2 separate regions of the Homo sapiens genome follow, and region 1 is linked to region 2. The links are chromatin loops, found by intact Hi-C in ENCODE. Cell type or tissue: Caco-2. All regions are shown on one strand.

Region 1 (8,000 bases), 60 kb after region 2:
ACAAAAAGACAAAATGGAGAAAAATAATTCCGTCAACTGAGAAGAAAAGCCTTTTTCAGAAAAATATGATTCAAGAAGAGGAAAAAGATAAAGGCCTTTTAAGTATGTATAGCTTGGATATCCATTTTAATTAAGCTGATTTTAACAGTAGAGCTCTTTTGTTTTTTAAAAAAACTTTTAAAATCTCTTATTCCAGACTCCAGCCAGGAAAGCCAATATTTTTGGCCTTTGAATTCTACCACAGGTAAGCTCCCAGTGAAATTAATAAGTTTTAACTAAGGTTATAACTTAACCATGGATGCATAAAGTGTCTCAAAGAGACAGTAAACAGTTTCTTTATTTACAAGATTTAGAATCTACCCAAAGATAATTGAGAGAAATAAAAAATTAAGACAGGAAATCAGAAGCCGTCCATAGGGGAAAATAATCAATAAATGGCAAAAAGTTACACAAATAACAAACCAGAAAGGACTGATTTCCTAAGCGAAGAATTGAACCTAGGCTGCCATTGTCAAAAAAACAAAGCCTTAGCTATGGAACTACAACATTAAGCATTTCCTATTGTTCTTCCCAAAAGAGGCCTAGAGTAGCCAATTTTGAGCTTGCAAAGGCTTTAAAGTGCTTAAGATAATTTTTAGGACTAGCTATGACATGAACCACAAAATCCTTGTCCTCTGGATGGCAGAGACTAAAATAAAGTATCCCCACATGGTCACATGGTTAAGATTTTAAGGACATAAAACAACATGAGAAACTTCATCCGGTATTGGTTTCAGGGGCCTGCAGCAAAGTTTGTAACTGACAAGCCTGCCAGGCTGGCTTGAAAAGTAGGGGTTTAGGGGTCCACAGCCCACGTTCTATCCTGTGGCACTGCCGCTCCATTACAGAAAGACAAATTCTTTGCACAAAGTACACCAGATTTGCTGCAGCCTAATAAGACGAGTTTCACAAATCCTTTTTTTCTATTAATCATACCTTTGCAGAAGAGACTAACAGTGATGTTTACCATTTACACACACACACACACACACACACACACACACACACACACACACGAGAGAGAGAGAGAGAAAGAGAGAGCGACCAACTGACCAGAAACCTGGCTGGTAAGAAATTCTTACCCTTTTTGACAGCATACCAGGTACCAGGTTTCTGGGCTCCCTTTCTCTGCAACTTTCAGAAGAACAGAGCAGCTTTTGATGACCCTGCTCACCACACCATAGCTGTGGGGACCAAGCCCCATTACAAAAGAAAATGATCACTTTCTGTTTTATGGAACCATAGGCAAAAGCTTTCTAGTTTTGCAAGATGCTGCCCGATAGTCTGCATGAGGAACTGAATTAACATTTTCCATCCCAGTCTAAGCAAAATACCCGTAACAAAACAGACACTAGTCACCTCATTCCACACCCAGTATTGACCTAACAAGGCTCAAACTTTCTCCCATTGGTCTCTGTCATCTTTGATCCACTTAAGGTGAGGAGGGATGACCTCCAACCAGGAATTCAATGAGTGGTCTCTGGGCAAGACGAAGAGTGGAGAATCACAGAGTCAGGCCTGTTGAGCTTTCATCAGGGCTAACCGAATGCAATTACACTTACAGAGGGTTCTTCAAGTTAGGCCTGCTGGACTTTGGTTAGCAGTTTCTTCAGAGATCCATTCCACGCATACAAACACACACACAACAAAGACAAGATGGACAGAAGGCCTTCCAAATCAAGATCCCTTGCCAAGAATTCCAAGAGTATTCCTTCCAAACTAACCTCCTATTCTCCATCTGAGAAATCTCCCCAGAATCTTCCTGATTGAGGAGAAATCTCTGGAACCAAGACTCTTCTTACTCATTAGGGAGGGCCAGCTGAGACCTTGAAGGAGCCAAACCTATCAGGAGAAGGGAGGAGGTGTTGGCAGCTCCTAGAATACCCACCAAATCAGACACCGATAATGGGGCTACAGCTACAGACACTCCAAGATTGGGCTACAGACAGAGACACACCCTGCAATACGGCTCCAGTTACAGACACCCTGTGGTGGAGCTACAGACAGACATCCTACCATGGGGCTACAGTTATGAAATGTCTCCGCAGGACTATTTCTCTATTGCAATTAAATTCATGCACATTGGGCTGGCAGTGACCTGCCAGTAGAGACAGTGCCCGAGTCAGCCCCTAATCCAAGAGAACTAGGTGGCTGCTTGGGCTGGCCTCTGGATCCATCAAAGGAGAGGGGCTACCGAACCACGGGCAGGTAGCCACAAAGGCAATCCCAGACCAGCCCCCAAATTTGTAACCACCTAACGGGCTCACCTTGCCCACTGCCTAGACAGAGCCAATTGATCAAGACAGGGAAATTGCACTAGAGAAAGAGTAATTCACATAGAGCCAGCTGTGTGGGAGACCAGAGTTTTTTTTATTACTAAAATCAGAGAATTTGGGGATCTGAATTTTTAAGCATAATTCTGTGGGTAGGGGGGACAGTGCATTAGGAGTTCTGATTGGTCAGTTCAGAGATGAAATCATAGGGAGTTGAAACTGTCCTCTTGCACTGAGTCAATTCCTGGGTTGAGGCCACAAGACCAGATGAGCCAGTTTATTGAGCTGGGTGGTGCTAGCTGTTCCATCGAGTGCCGGGTCTGTAAAATACCTCAAGCATTGATCTTAGGTCTTACAATACTGATGTTATCCCCAGGAGCAATTTGGAAAAATTTAGAATCTTGCAGTCTCCAGCTGCATGACTCCTAAACCATGATTTCTAATCTTGTGGCTAATTTGTTAGTCCTGCAAAGGCAGTCTAGTCCCCAGGAAGGAAGGGGGTTTGTTTTGGGAAAGGGCTGTTATTGTCTTTGTTTCAAAGCAAAACTATAAATTCCTCCTAAAGTTAGTTCAGCTTACACCCAGGAATGAAAAAGGACAGGCTGGAGGTTAGAAGCAAGATGGAGTCATCAGATCTCTTTTCACTGTAATAATTGTCTCAGTTATAATTTTTGCAAAGGTGGTTTCAGTGGCAGTATATAATGTTTAAGAAATATGGTTTAGGAATCAAAGTGGGTTCAGATATAGGCATGGCCATCTACTGGCTGTAGGACTCTGGGAATTCTACCTAAAATATGTTAGTCTTAACTTCCTCATATGTGGAATGGGAAGAATAATATTATTTACCTCATAGGTTATTTTGAGAATTTAGTGACATAACATAGGAAGTGTTTAGTACAGTGATTTCAGATAGGAAACACTCAATAGATACTGTATTACTCAAGTTTTGATAACTATTTAAAATTCCATGTGTGGAGCCCATATGTATATAGAAGCTTGCTCAACTGCTGTGGTGTAGGGACTGTAACACAATTTGTAAAACTTACTCGTGACTACTCTGAAGGCTAATCATTCACAAGGAACCAAACAGGATGTTTATCATGTGGGCAGAAAGCACGCTTGCTCAGCTCCAACTGACTTACATTGTTTTGTAAGTCCGTGTTGTAGGAGGAAAGTATACTGGGTTAGACAGACAATGGTTTTGTCCAGAATATGGCTTCTATTGATCATTTTGATATTGGTCTTATAGGGGCCAAGGGAAGACTTCCTCACTCTCTGAAAGTTTGCTGAAAATAAACTGACAAGAGGCAGATTAATATGAGAAAATGCATACAGATGTATTAACGGGAATAGGGGAGAATCACAGAGTGATTACCCACCAGACAAATGGTACACAGATGGTTATATACCCTTCTTAAGGGAGAGGGAGATGGAGAAGTGTGGATATTTTGGTGGGGGGGTGGGGCGGTAAATGATTTTAGGGGAATTTAATGGCCTTGAAGAACATACAATGGCCTGGGACAAAGTCTGTTAGGTCTGCAAAACAAACAGTGGTTTGGGACAAGTCTGTCCAGTTGTGTTGACAGACTGCAGCCCTTCTTCCTGTGATAGGAGTTTAGTTAATGAAAAACTCAGGGAAGGGATCACAGGTAATTGTTTTCTTTGGTGGGTCTAGGCTTTAGGCAGATAAATGAATTTCAGAGAACAGCTTCATCCTGGGCTATGGGAGAGACAGAGGATTAAGAGATGGGGGTTGGGGGTATCAGAGAGACCTTGATTCTTCTTCAGTTCAACATGTCAACATGGGGTATATGAACCCAGTTCAACATGGGGTATATGTTTCTGTACCCCAACAGTTTCATTAGAACTATTTTTCTTACCAATAAATAAAAAGATCTCCTTGCTGAGTTGCATGGTAGCAGAACTCTCCTTCTGCCACTGAACGCACTTTGCATCCTTGATATTTAAAACTACGCTAAAACTAAATCAATCACAGTAATGATGGAAGGAGAACTAATGTTATTTGTTATATGTGCGCAAGGCAGCAGTTTTGACTAACCAATTTTATTAATGAGGAAAACAGAGGCTTTTAAAAGTTAAATACAGTCATCAGTCACTTAATAAAGTGATATATTCTGAGGACTCTGTCATTGGGTGATTTTTGTCGTCGTTCATTCATAGAGTGTGCTTACACAAACCTAGATGGTATAGCTTACTATACACCTAGGCTATAAGCTATCGCCTTTCGCTGTGAGACTACAAACCTGTATAGCATGTTACTGTACTGAATACTGTAGGCAATGTAACACAGTGGTATTTTTGTATCTAAACATAGAAAAGATACAGTAAAAATGTGGTACAAAAGATTAAAAATGGCACACCTGCATAGTGCACTTACCATGAATGGAGCTTACAGGACTGGAAGTCACTCTGGGTGAGTCAGTGAGTGTGTGGCGAGTGAATATGAAGGCCTGAGACATTAGTGTACACTCCTGTAGACTTTATAAATAATGTACACTTAGGCTATACTGAATTTATTTTAAAATGCATTTTATTCAGTAATAAATTAACCTTAGTTTACTTTAACTTTTTTTTATGAACTTAAAAAGGCCTGTAAAACAAAGAATGGTTTGGGACAAGTCTGTCTAAAAGACTTTTTCACTTTTTTTTTTGTAATAACACTTAGCTTAAAACACAAACACATTGTACAACTGTACAAAAATCTTCTTTCTTTATATCTTTATTCTATAAACTTCTATTTAAAAATTTTTTACTTTTATTTTTAAAATTTTTTGTGAAAAACAAAGACACCAACACATACATTAGCCTAGGCCTACACAGGCTCAGGATCATCAATATCACTGTCTTCTACTAATGCCACATCTTGTCCAACTAGAAGGTCTAACACGCATAGTGTCATCATCTCCTATGATAACAATGCCTTCTTTTGGAATACCTCCTAAAGGACCTGCCTGAGGCTGTTCCACGGTTAATGTTTTTTGTTTTGTTTTTAATGTAAGTAGAAGAAGTACACCCTAAAATAATTACTTTTTTGTTTCTTTGAGACAGAGTTTCGCTGTGTTGTCCAGGCTGGAGTGCAGTGCCATGATCGTGGCTCACTACAACCTCTGCCTCCCGGGTTCAAGCAATTATCCTCCCTCAGCCTCCTGAGCAGTTGGGACTACAGGTGCCCACCACTACGCCTGGCTAAGTTTTATATTTAGGTAGAGACAGGGTTTCACTTCGTTGGCCAGGCTGGTCTCGAACTCCTGACCTCAAGTGGTCCACGCACCTTGGCCTCCCAAAGTGCTGGGATTACAGGCATGAGCTATCGCACCTGGCTAAAATAATGATTACAAGTATTGTAAATACGTAAACCAGTAACATAGTTATTTACTATCATTATCCAGTATTATATACTGTACATTATTGTACATGCTCTGCTTCGATATGATTGGCAGCGCAGGTTTGTTTACACCAAATCACCACAAACACATGAGTAATGAAGTGCACTATGACATTATGTCTACAACATTACTAGGCAATGGGATTTTTTCAGCTCCATTATAATCTATGGGACTAATGTAGTATATACAGTTTACCATTGACTGAAATGTCCTACTTCTATGGCACATGAGTGTAACAGGTGCATGGCCACACAGCTAGCAAGAATTTCAACCAGGTTTGTCAATAGCAATCACTCAGCCTAGAAAAGCTTTTCTGGTCTCTTTTTTTATCCTAAGGTAAAGAACATATACTTTGGAGAGGATTTTCTCTTTGTCAAATCCCCACTTTTGGGAAGAATTATTTGCTAGATGATGCCCTAATAGAACCCACTTTCCAGGTTGTTTCTAAAAGCATTTTTGGTTAAAAAATTAAATGATGCTACTACTACTATAATGAAATTAGCTCAGGAAGACAAACTCTTAGGCTACACAACAGCCTTCTCAGCCCTTTTGGTTTGGAGTTTTGGGGCTGGCTTTGGAGCTCCGTGGAAGGCCTGATACAGAGAGAGGTCTAGTTTAAAAGGCTGAGAGAAGCAACTTCTGGTTTGTTCCTTGTCGGAAATTCTTTTAGATCCATTCCAAGTTCAGGAGAACCTTATGAATATGCAAATATACAAGAGATCCCTCACCAACCGAAGACCTTTTTAAATTCTTCAATTAGAAAATACTCCAATAACATATTGTGAATTGGTGGGTTCTTGGTCTTGCTGACTTCAAGAATGAAGCCATGGACCCTCGCGGTGAGTGTTACAGTTCTTAAAGATGGTGTGTCCAGAGTTTGTTTGTTCCTCCCGTCCGGAGTTGTTCATCCCTCCCGGTGGGTTTGTGGTCTTGCTGGCTTCAGGAGTGAAGCTGCAGACCTTTGCAGTGAGTGTTACAGCTCATAAAGGCAGAGTGGACCCAAAGAGTGAGCAGCAGCAAGATTTATTGCGAAGAGTGAAAGAACAAAGCTTCCACAGCGTGGAAAGGGACCCCAGCGGGTTGCCACTGCTGGCTCTGGCAGCCTGCTTTTATTCCCTAATCTGACCCTACCCACATCCTGCGGATTGGTCCATTTTACAGAGAGCTGATTGACCCATTTTACAGAGAGCTGATTGGTCTGTTTTGACAGGGTGCTGATTGGTGGGTTTACAAACCTTGAGCTAGACACAGAGTGCTGATTGGTGCACTTACAATCCTTTAGCCAAACACAAAGTTCTCCAAGTCCCCACTAGATTAGCTAGACACAGAGCACTGATAGGTGCATTTACAAACCTTTAGCTAGACACAAGGTGCTGATTGGTGCATTTACAAACCTTTAACTAGACATAGAAGTTCTCCAAGTCCCCACCCCCACCCAGGAGCCCAGTTGGCTTTGCCTACTGGATCCTGCTGCAGGTGGAGCTGCCCACCAGTCCCGGCGCCACACTCCTGCACTCCTCAGCCCTTGGGCAGTCATGGGACCGGGCGCCATGGAGCAGGGGGTGGTGCCCGTCGAGGAGGCTCAAGGCTCGGGCCGCATGGGAACCCACTGGGGGTGGGGGGGCTTGGGCATGGCGGGCTGCGGGTCCTGAGCCCTGCCCCACGGGGAAGTGGCTGAGGCCTGGCGAGAATTTGAGCGTGGTGTGGGCAGGTGGGGGACCTGGTGCACCTTCCGCAGCTGCTGGCCCAGATACTAAGCCCCTCACTGCCCGTGGCCAGCGGCACTGGCCAGCCGCTTCCAGTGCAGGGCCGACTGAGCCTGCCCCCACCCGGAACTCATGCTGGCTCTCAAGGGACGCGCAGCCCTGGTTCCCAGCCCGTACCTCTCCCTCTTTACCTCCCCGCAAGCAGAAGGAGCCAGCTCCGCCCTCGGCCAGCCCAGAGAGGGGCTCCCACAGTGCAGTGGCGGGCTGAAGGGCTCCTCAAGCGTGGCCAGAGTGGATGCTGAGACAGAGGAGTCGCCGAGAGTAAGCGAGGGCTGCTAGCACGGGCTGCTAGCATGTTGTCACCTCTCAATATCACCTATTCTAGGCCGGGCGTGGTGGCTCACGCCTGTAAACCCAGCACTTTGGGAGGCCGAGGCGGGCGGATCTCAAGGTCAGGGGTTCAAGACCAGCCTGACCAACATGGTGAAACCCTGTCTCTACTAAAAATACCAAAATTAGCCAGGCGTGGTGGTGTGCAGCTGTAATCCCAGCTACTCAGGAGGCTGAGGCAGGAG
Region 2 (8,000 bases):
TAAGGTCTTGCTACTCAAAGTGTGGTCCCAGGACCAGAAACATTGTTATCACCTGAGAACTTATTAGAAATGCAGACCCTGAGGTCTATCCAAGAATGACTGCATCAGAATATAATCATTTTAACGAGAAGTCCAGATGAACATCAAACTAGGGGAGCACTGTTTTAAGGACCATGTGCTGATAAATTGTTATCATTGTCATCAATTCATTACACGTGTAATAACAAATACCAAAACAATACTGTGGGTTTTTTTTCTGATTGAGCGTTCTTCCAACCATTAAAGTGAACGGGGGGTAGGAGTACAGGAATATGTAGATGACACCCAAGTCACAGAAATATATTTATGCAAGTAGCTCCTTAGGTAACAAGACAAACTAATTAAAACCCTTTCAACTTTCTTGCAGTTATTTCCTTCTCCAGGGTACACAGTTGCACATTATTAACTATAGCTCTAAGTACTGTACTACTTTTTTTTTTTTTTTTTGAGACAGAATCTTACTCTGTCACCCAGGCTGGAGTGCAGTGGCGGGATCTCAGCTCACTGCAACTTCTGTCTCCTGGCTTCAAGCGATTCTCCTGCTTCAGCCTCCCGAGTAGCTGGGGTTACAGGTGTGTGCCACCACACCTGACTAATTTTTGTATTTTTAGTAGAGACGGGGTTTCACCATGTTGGCCAAGCTGGTCTTGAACTCCTGACCTCAAGTGATCCACCTGCCTCAGCCTCCCAAAGTGCTGGGATTACAGGCATAAGCCACCATGCCTGGCCAATACTGTACTACCCTTATCATCCTAGATACAAGCTGTCTGTATTAAATATATGCTAGGGGTGACAGACAATATTTATAACCCTAGGCTCAAATATTACTCTGTGATACATTATGTCATAGTTTCTGGGCTTCATGCCATCAATTTTGCAAAATATATAGATTCTTTTGCTTTTCCAACAAAGGGGGTGAATTATTAGGAGGTAGGTGAGAGTGTTAAATCTTAAGGGATTAGATTACAAGACACTCCAGTTACCCTGGGATGGCCACTCCAGATAAAGGATTACTTCTGTGTAATGCAGTATGATTGGCTAGCCCTTCCCTCCCCTGCATGGTTGATTTTAATCATAATAGTACCTTTCTTTTTTTTCTGTCTAGCCAGCTGTTAATTTTCTCTGTCAGCCTCCCGCAGACTTTAAACTGACAGACAATGGAAAATCCCAAAGGTCAGATAAAAATATAAATATATTTTCCTTGGCTTCTTAGAGGGGGGCAATTAAACAGGTTCTAGCATTGTTAAAGGACCTTTGTGGTTATTAACTTAAAGAACAGGTTTTTTAAATCAAAGATGCATCCCCAGAAGAGTTAAAGCATGGTAGGAATGGCAGTGGAGCAATTTAAAGTCACTTGTGTCATGCCAAAGTACGCAGGGGCACATGTCCTTAAAAGGGTACAGGAACCATAGAGAAGTCAAGGTTAATAATCATTAACAGAGTTAATATTTTGTTTTCTTTGAGTACAAATATAGTTATAGAATACTGTGAAGAGACTGATCCTAGCTGAACCCATTTATGCCTAGTGTTCCATTATTGGAATGCTAAACATGTGGGAGTTATTTATACCCTACTGCTCAAGGTCATCACCAAGGTCTGATTGCAAAAATTCAAAACATTGCAACCTCAGGCTTAGGTGGGTTAAAAGAAAGTATATAATGGTGCCATTCTAATAATAGCAATGTACTGCTAATAATAATAAAACAGATGCTATCTGTTTCAGGATAAACAACGTTGAAAACTGTTAAAATCTGTTTTAGTACAACAACACTAAAGCATTAAAAACAGAAGAATTAAGTATGTTAAGTATATGTCCTTGAAGTAAGCCATCCCTAGCCCCTCTGGGAAAAAAGGTACAATAGAAATAAATGAATGACTGTATGAATAAACATGAAAAGAAAAAAATGTAAAAGATGGTGAACATTTTTCATTTGTGCCTGGTCTGTACTGTTAAATGAATAACCAGAATGTAATGGTGTTATGTGTGTATATTTTCACCATGTCCCACATTAATTCATACAGGAAATAAACCAATTTATATAAGCTGCAACCTTAGAAATGAAAGGAAGAAGCAGGATCTTCTCTCTCCAACTCTGAATTCTGTGGTTCTATCTCTGCTGACAACCTGTTTTGCTGAGTTAACTCAGTTCACTTCATGTTTATAAACTCAAAAAGTAGTGTGACTAAATTCAGAAAGATCCAGTTGAAGGTAGTCAGGAAACAGATGCCAAATGCTGATGTAACAGAACTTTCTCTTAAGTTTTTCTGGCAGACATTTCTAGATAAAGCTTAAATGAACTGATCAAGTCAATCAAAATTATGGTTCTTCTCCTTTCTTACAATGTCACTAGTTCCCTGCAGGAATCCCTTTAGTTTTTCTCAAACCCTTACAGCAAAATTATGAGTAGCAAACTTTAGTGTGGAGTCAGGAGCATGAATTTTAATTCTGGGACAACAGCCAAAGTATCTGAAAGAACACTTGACCCTGAGTTTATTGTAAAGAAATTTCCCTGGTGGAGGAGTCTTCCACTAATAATGATGATGACTCCTTGTGGAGGGCTGGGGGATTATACCTAAGACCTTATTGTGAAGATTGTGCTTTTCAACTCTTATTTCTGGAGCCAAACCATACTATTTTTGTTTAAAATTATATTTGTCTTCCTGGTAGGAATTAACATATTACATAAATTGGGTTTTAGATATGTTTCTATTTAATGCTACATGAAAACTTTTTGGGCAGATGATCTATGTGATGGTCAAGATTGGACGTACACTATAGATCCCTGTTGGAGAGGTTAGGGAGAAGCCTTTGAGATCGGCGCAAAATTTCTTCCCTTTCTTCAAAATAGATTATGAATTGAGAGAGTACTGCTCTGAAGAGAGATTGAAGGATTATATGTGAAAATATGACTCGGGAGTCTTGAGGATTTCTAATGTCTTGATGACAGACAATAGGATACCATTGACTTTTAAGATGACAAAAGTTGTGAGCCTCTGCAAAGGAGACCGAGAAGTGTTGGAACAGAGCCTGTGGGGAGGTCCTTCAGCTGGTCCTAATGCAGTGCTTAGGGAAGAACTGATGAAAAACTGACGAGATTTACAAAAAAGAAAGAAAGGAAAGAGAGACTGGGAACGGAAGTAAATTCCTAGGGATATACCAGAGAAACAACTACCGGAGATGCCTGTGAGCCAGGCCAAGGGGGATTTTCTTAGAGTAGCGCCAGGCTAACAGAGAAAACTAAGTTTTCTCTCTACTTTTCAATTAGCCTCAACTCTATCAAGAGAATACTACATCAAAAGAAGTGTCTTATGAGAAAAGAGAAGAAAATATCAGACATCCTGCAGTGGGGCTTTGATGGAGAAATGCTCTTTCTTCCCCACTGTTGTTGATTGGTAGTGAAACAGTTTATACCCATCAACAATAAATTGAGAAACCCAGTTGGAGGACTTGGTCTTCTTGAGTAAAGCTATTCCACTTTATAATATAGAAAGCTGAAAACTGGTAGAAATAAAAAGAGACAGCAGCGTAGCAAGATTCTGCAGAAAAGGCAGAGATGCCAGGAAAGGCTCTGTAGCTGGAGATGAAGCAAGAGAAAATGGACAAGGTAAAGAAGGTGAAAAAACCTTCCCTGGCTGTCTGTTGGGGAGACAATAAGAAAAATTTGATTGAAAAGTTTTAAGGCAGGAAGAGTAATCCCTCAGGTGGACATATAACTAATTGAATTTTGCCATGAGTGTAACTGATGTTTTGACCTGAAAGCAGAGGCTCCTAGATCAGAAAGGGAGAACTAATTAACCCAAGGTTAGGACTGATGGAGTCAAGTGGATGGAATAGCCCAGAAATATAAACTCCTTAATAAGGTGAGCATTGGTTACCCCGCTGTTAGTTCTCACTAAATCAAGGAAGGAGACCCAATCGGTCATTAATTTCAGTGATTCACACAGTGTTTGAACCTAAAAGTTTTTCTCAGGGTCATAGATAGTTTTTCACTTTAAATGGTTGTCTAGGCACTATGCTGAAGAGGGTAGTGCCAGAGAAGCAACGGGGCAAGATGCTGGTTTCAAGGGTATAGTCTTTGACAGTCATTTTCTATGGTGATTATCCCAGTGGTGAAATGCTGGAAGTCTTATTTTGGGAGGTTTCAGAGCTTGTACTGTAATACATGAAGAAAGAGAGAGAGAGAGAGTCTTTGTGTGATGTGTGTTTTAATTACAGGAAATACATTTATTTTTTCTAAGAGTACTGAGAGTTTCAGATAACCTCGATATAGAAACAGCTGATGTAGAACTCACTGCAAGAGTCTCTGTTTTACCCCCTGGGATCTGCCTCTGTGGGAGTTGCTCAGTGTAGTGAGCAAGCCTCACACTGTATTGATCAAAGTAACGAGGTGCTGTCATGTTAAATCCGAGCAAGTCCCAGAAAACCTACTTAGTAGGTGTTCTCCTTAGCCACTCTTAAGTTGGGTGATTAAACAATGATTCTTAAAGTAAAAAAAAATGACATATTGCCTTTGATTTAGAAGTTGGAAGAATAACATTTATCCATTGTAGAAGCCTCGTTTAAAATCTTCATTTGTCTTTGTAGCATTATCAGGTATCCAGCAGATGTCACTATTATAGTCTGTGTTCCTTTTTTTGGCTTTACTGAGTAATGTTTATAGGAAGTTGTAATCTGTGAGGCAATGCTTTATCAATGGTCCAGTGACCGTTCCTATTCCTTTGCTGCTGTGTAGAGTACCAAATCAAGTTACCTGCCTGAGTATTTTTGTGAAAGTACTTTTCTCTGTCTATAAGCATAAAATGCAAAATTTTCCTGGCTATATATTTCGTTGTTTCACGTATAGAAAATGTAAGTTTTTAAATAAGTAAATACACCTTAATTTCTTTTTACCATTAATGATACATATGTATTCAACTTTCAATATAAAAATAGAGCTTAGATAATCGGAACCGTTTTTACTCACATTTCTGACACCAAATATGTGGGTTTTTCTCCCCCATACCTGCAAATTATCTGGCACCAGCTGGGTGTCCTACAATTCACTCAATTCTGACCCTCTCCACCTGGAGTTAGCATCAGATCCCACAAGCTAAGGGCTCAGTCCCACAAGACTACTCTGACTCCAGATACCTATACTTCTGTCTCCTATACTTCTGACTGACTGGCTATAAATTGAGAGTCCCCACAATTCCCTCCTCAGGTTGGATAATTTGCTAGAATAGTTTCTAGAACTCAGGAAAACACTTTACTTACCATTACTGTTTTATTATATAGGATACAACTCTGCTGGGCGTGGTGGCTCATGGCTGTAATCCCAGCACTTTGGGAGTCCGAGGCGGGTGGATCACCTGAGGTCAGGAGTTCAAGACCAGCCTGACCAACATGGTGAAATGCCATCTCTACTAAAAATACAAAAATTTAGCTGGGCATGGTGGCAGGTGCCTGTAATCCTAGCTACTCAGGAGGCTGAGGCAGGAGAATCACTTGAACCTGGGTGGCGGAGGTTTTAGTGATCCATGATCACGCCATTGCACTCCAGCCTGGGCAACAAGAGCAAAACTCTGTCTCAAAAGAAAAAAAAAAAAAAAAAAAAAAAGGATACAACTCAAGAATAGTCAAATGGAAAAAATGCATATGGCAAAGTATGTGGGAAGTAACATAGAGCTTCCATTCCCTCTGAGCACACCACTCTCCCAGCACCCATGTGTTCACCAACCTGAAAGCTCTCCGAATCTCATCATTTAGGGGTTTTTACGGAGGTTCCATTATATTCACATGATTGGTTAATCATTGACCATTAGTGATTAACTCAATGTCTAATCCCTCTCTGCTCCCCAGAGATTGGGTTGAGGAGGACCCAAAAGTTCGAACTCTCTAATCACATGATTGGTTCCTCTGGCAACCAGCTCTCCATCCTAAAGCTATCTAGAGGTCCACCAAGAGTCACTTGCTTAGTATAAACTCAGGTATGGTTGAAAGGGGCTTGTTGTAAATAACGAAAGACTCCTAGCATTCCTATCACTCACTTTCAAGGGTTTTAGATGCTTTTGTGCCAGGAACTGGGAGCAAAGAACAAATATAATAGTCCCTCCGTATATGTGAGGGATTAGTTCCGGGAACCCCCAATTCATATACCAAAATCCAAGCATACTCGAGTCCTGCAGTCAGGACATGAAAAGTCAGCCCTCTGTATATGTGGGTTTCACATCTTGTGAATACTGTATTTTTGATCCGTGTTTGGTTGAAAAATATCTATGTATAGGAGGACATGTGCAGTTCCAACCTGTGTTGTTTAAAAGTCAGTTGTTGGTCAGGAGTGGTGGCTCACGCCTGGAATCCCAGCACTTTGGGAGGCTGAGGTGGGCAGATCACCTGAGGTCAGGAGTTTGAGACCAGCCTCAACATGGAGAAACCCCATCTCTACTAAAAATACAAAATTGGCCGGGCGTGGTAGTGCATGTCTGTAATCTCAGCTAATCGGGAGGCTGAGGCAGGAGAATTGCTTGAACCTGGGAGGCAGAGGTTGCAGTGAGCCGAGATCGCGCCATTGCACTCCAGCCTGGGCAACAAGAGCGAAATTCCGTCTCAAAAAAAAAAAAAAAAAAAAAAAAGAGAGAGACCAGTCTGGCCAACAGGGCAAAACTCCGTCTCTACTAAAAAATACCAAAAAGAGCTGAGTGTGGCAGTGCATGTCTGTAATCCCAGCTACTTGGAAGGCTGAGGCAGGAGAATTGCTTGAACCCGGGAGGCAGAGGTTGCAGTGAGCCGAGATTGTGCCACTGTACTCCAGCCAGGGTGACAGAGCAAGACTCTATCTCAAAAAAAAAAAAAAAGGTTAATTATATATATTTCTTGTTATATAAAAATATAATTTAATATACAATTATCACAGATAATTTCTAGTGAGTCTTTCAAAATATTTCCTGACTTCATAACTATATATTCCATCATTTAACTTTAAAATGTTCTAGGAGCCATGAATGAATGTCTTCCCAACTACTTCATAAAAGCGATATTCAAAAGAGGTTAAGGAAACAGCTCCTCTCTTGCTTTGAACAAAAGATCATACCTGAATTTGGGAGCTGGTATTAGTTAGGGTAAAAGGCTGAAAGTGGCTTAAAGAACAAAGAAGATTAGTTATCTCTTAATAACCATTTCCAGATAAGAGGTTCAGGTTGCAGAGCAACTCCGTTTATGCAATTGTTGGTCTAAGGCATCCTCATCAGTGGCATGGTAAGGCTGTGCTGGGAGTTCCAGCCGGCAATAATGAGAAGGAAAGTGTGGAGGAGGCATGCTCATGCCGGTAAGGCCTGGGCCCAGAAGTGACCCACGTCATTCTGCTTGCTTCATTGTTAAAATGTAGTTATATGACGACCTCTAACTGCAAAGAAGTTTGGGAAATTTTGCTGTGTGTCCAGGAAAAGAGGGAGAATGGACTTTGGTAGACAACTAGTAGTTTCCACTACAGGTCTAATGGTTCATTAGTTTGACTGGCAATGACCTTCATATATGGTTCTTGATGTCCTTTTCAGGAGGTGCACTCAGTGTACAGAATTTTGGCTGGGATTTTGAATATTGGGAACATTGAGTTCGCAGCTATTTCCTCTCAACATCAGACTGATAAAAGTGAGGTGCCCAATGCTGAAGCTTTGCAAAATGGTAATTATTTGATATTTGTGGGCTGTGTTGTTGCCAAAGCACGTGCTTCTTTAGGCTCTGTAAAATATAATGCAGCATTTGCTGGTCCTTTTTTTTTTTTTTTTTTATCGAGATGGAGTCTCACTCTGTCATCCAGGCTGGAGTCCAGTGGTGCAATCTCCGCTCACTGCAACCTCTGCCTCCCAGGTTCAAGCAGTTCTTTGCCTCAGCCTCCAGAGTAGCTTGGATTACAGGCGCCTGCCACCACGCCTGGCTAATTTTTGTATTTTTAGTAGAGACGGGGTTTCACCATCTTGGCCAG

What was found. Hi-C counts contacts between places; a loop is a spot of excess contacts. Peaks named below come from ENCODE experiments on the same cell type or tissue, not always from the same donor. Only the 100,000 strongest peaks of a DNase experiment are listed, where the experiment ranks them.
Region 1: a loop joins it to region 2, with 3 times the contacts of the local background. A loop is called at or near these places in 2 of 110 quality-filtered maps.

What each region holds. Positions count from the first base shown.
Region 1 is chr2:170,452,399-170,460,398 of GRCh38, forward strand. The region is part of intron 23 of MYO3B (myosin IIIB); the gene reads left to right. Among named protein-coding and RNA genes, the nearest start is that of MYO3B-AS1, 110 kb to the left of the region's middle. In Caco-2, no CTCF peak of the experiment used is centred here; DNase peaks (open chromatin) are centred at 2,583, 3,432 and 3,853.
Region 2 is chr2:170,392,616-170,400,615 of GRCh38, forward strand. MYO3B (myosin IIIB) reads left to right here. Exons shown (of 35, transcript NM_138995.5): 17 at 7,573-7,699. Among named protein-coding and RNA genes, the nearest start is that of MYO3B-AS1, 46 kb to the left of the region's middle. In Caco-2, a CTCF peak has its summit at 4,624 (motif pointing right); no DNase peak of the experiment used is centred here.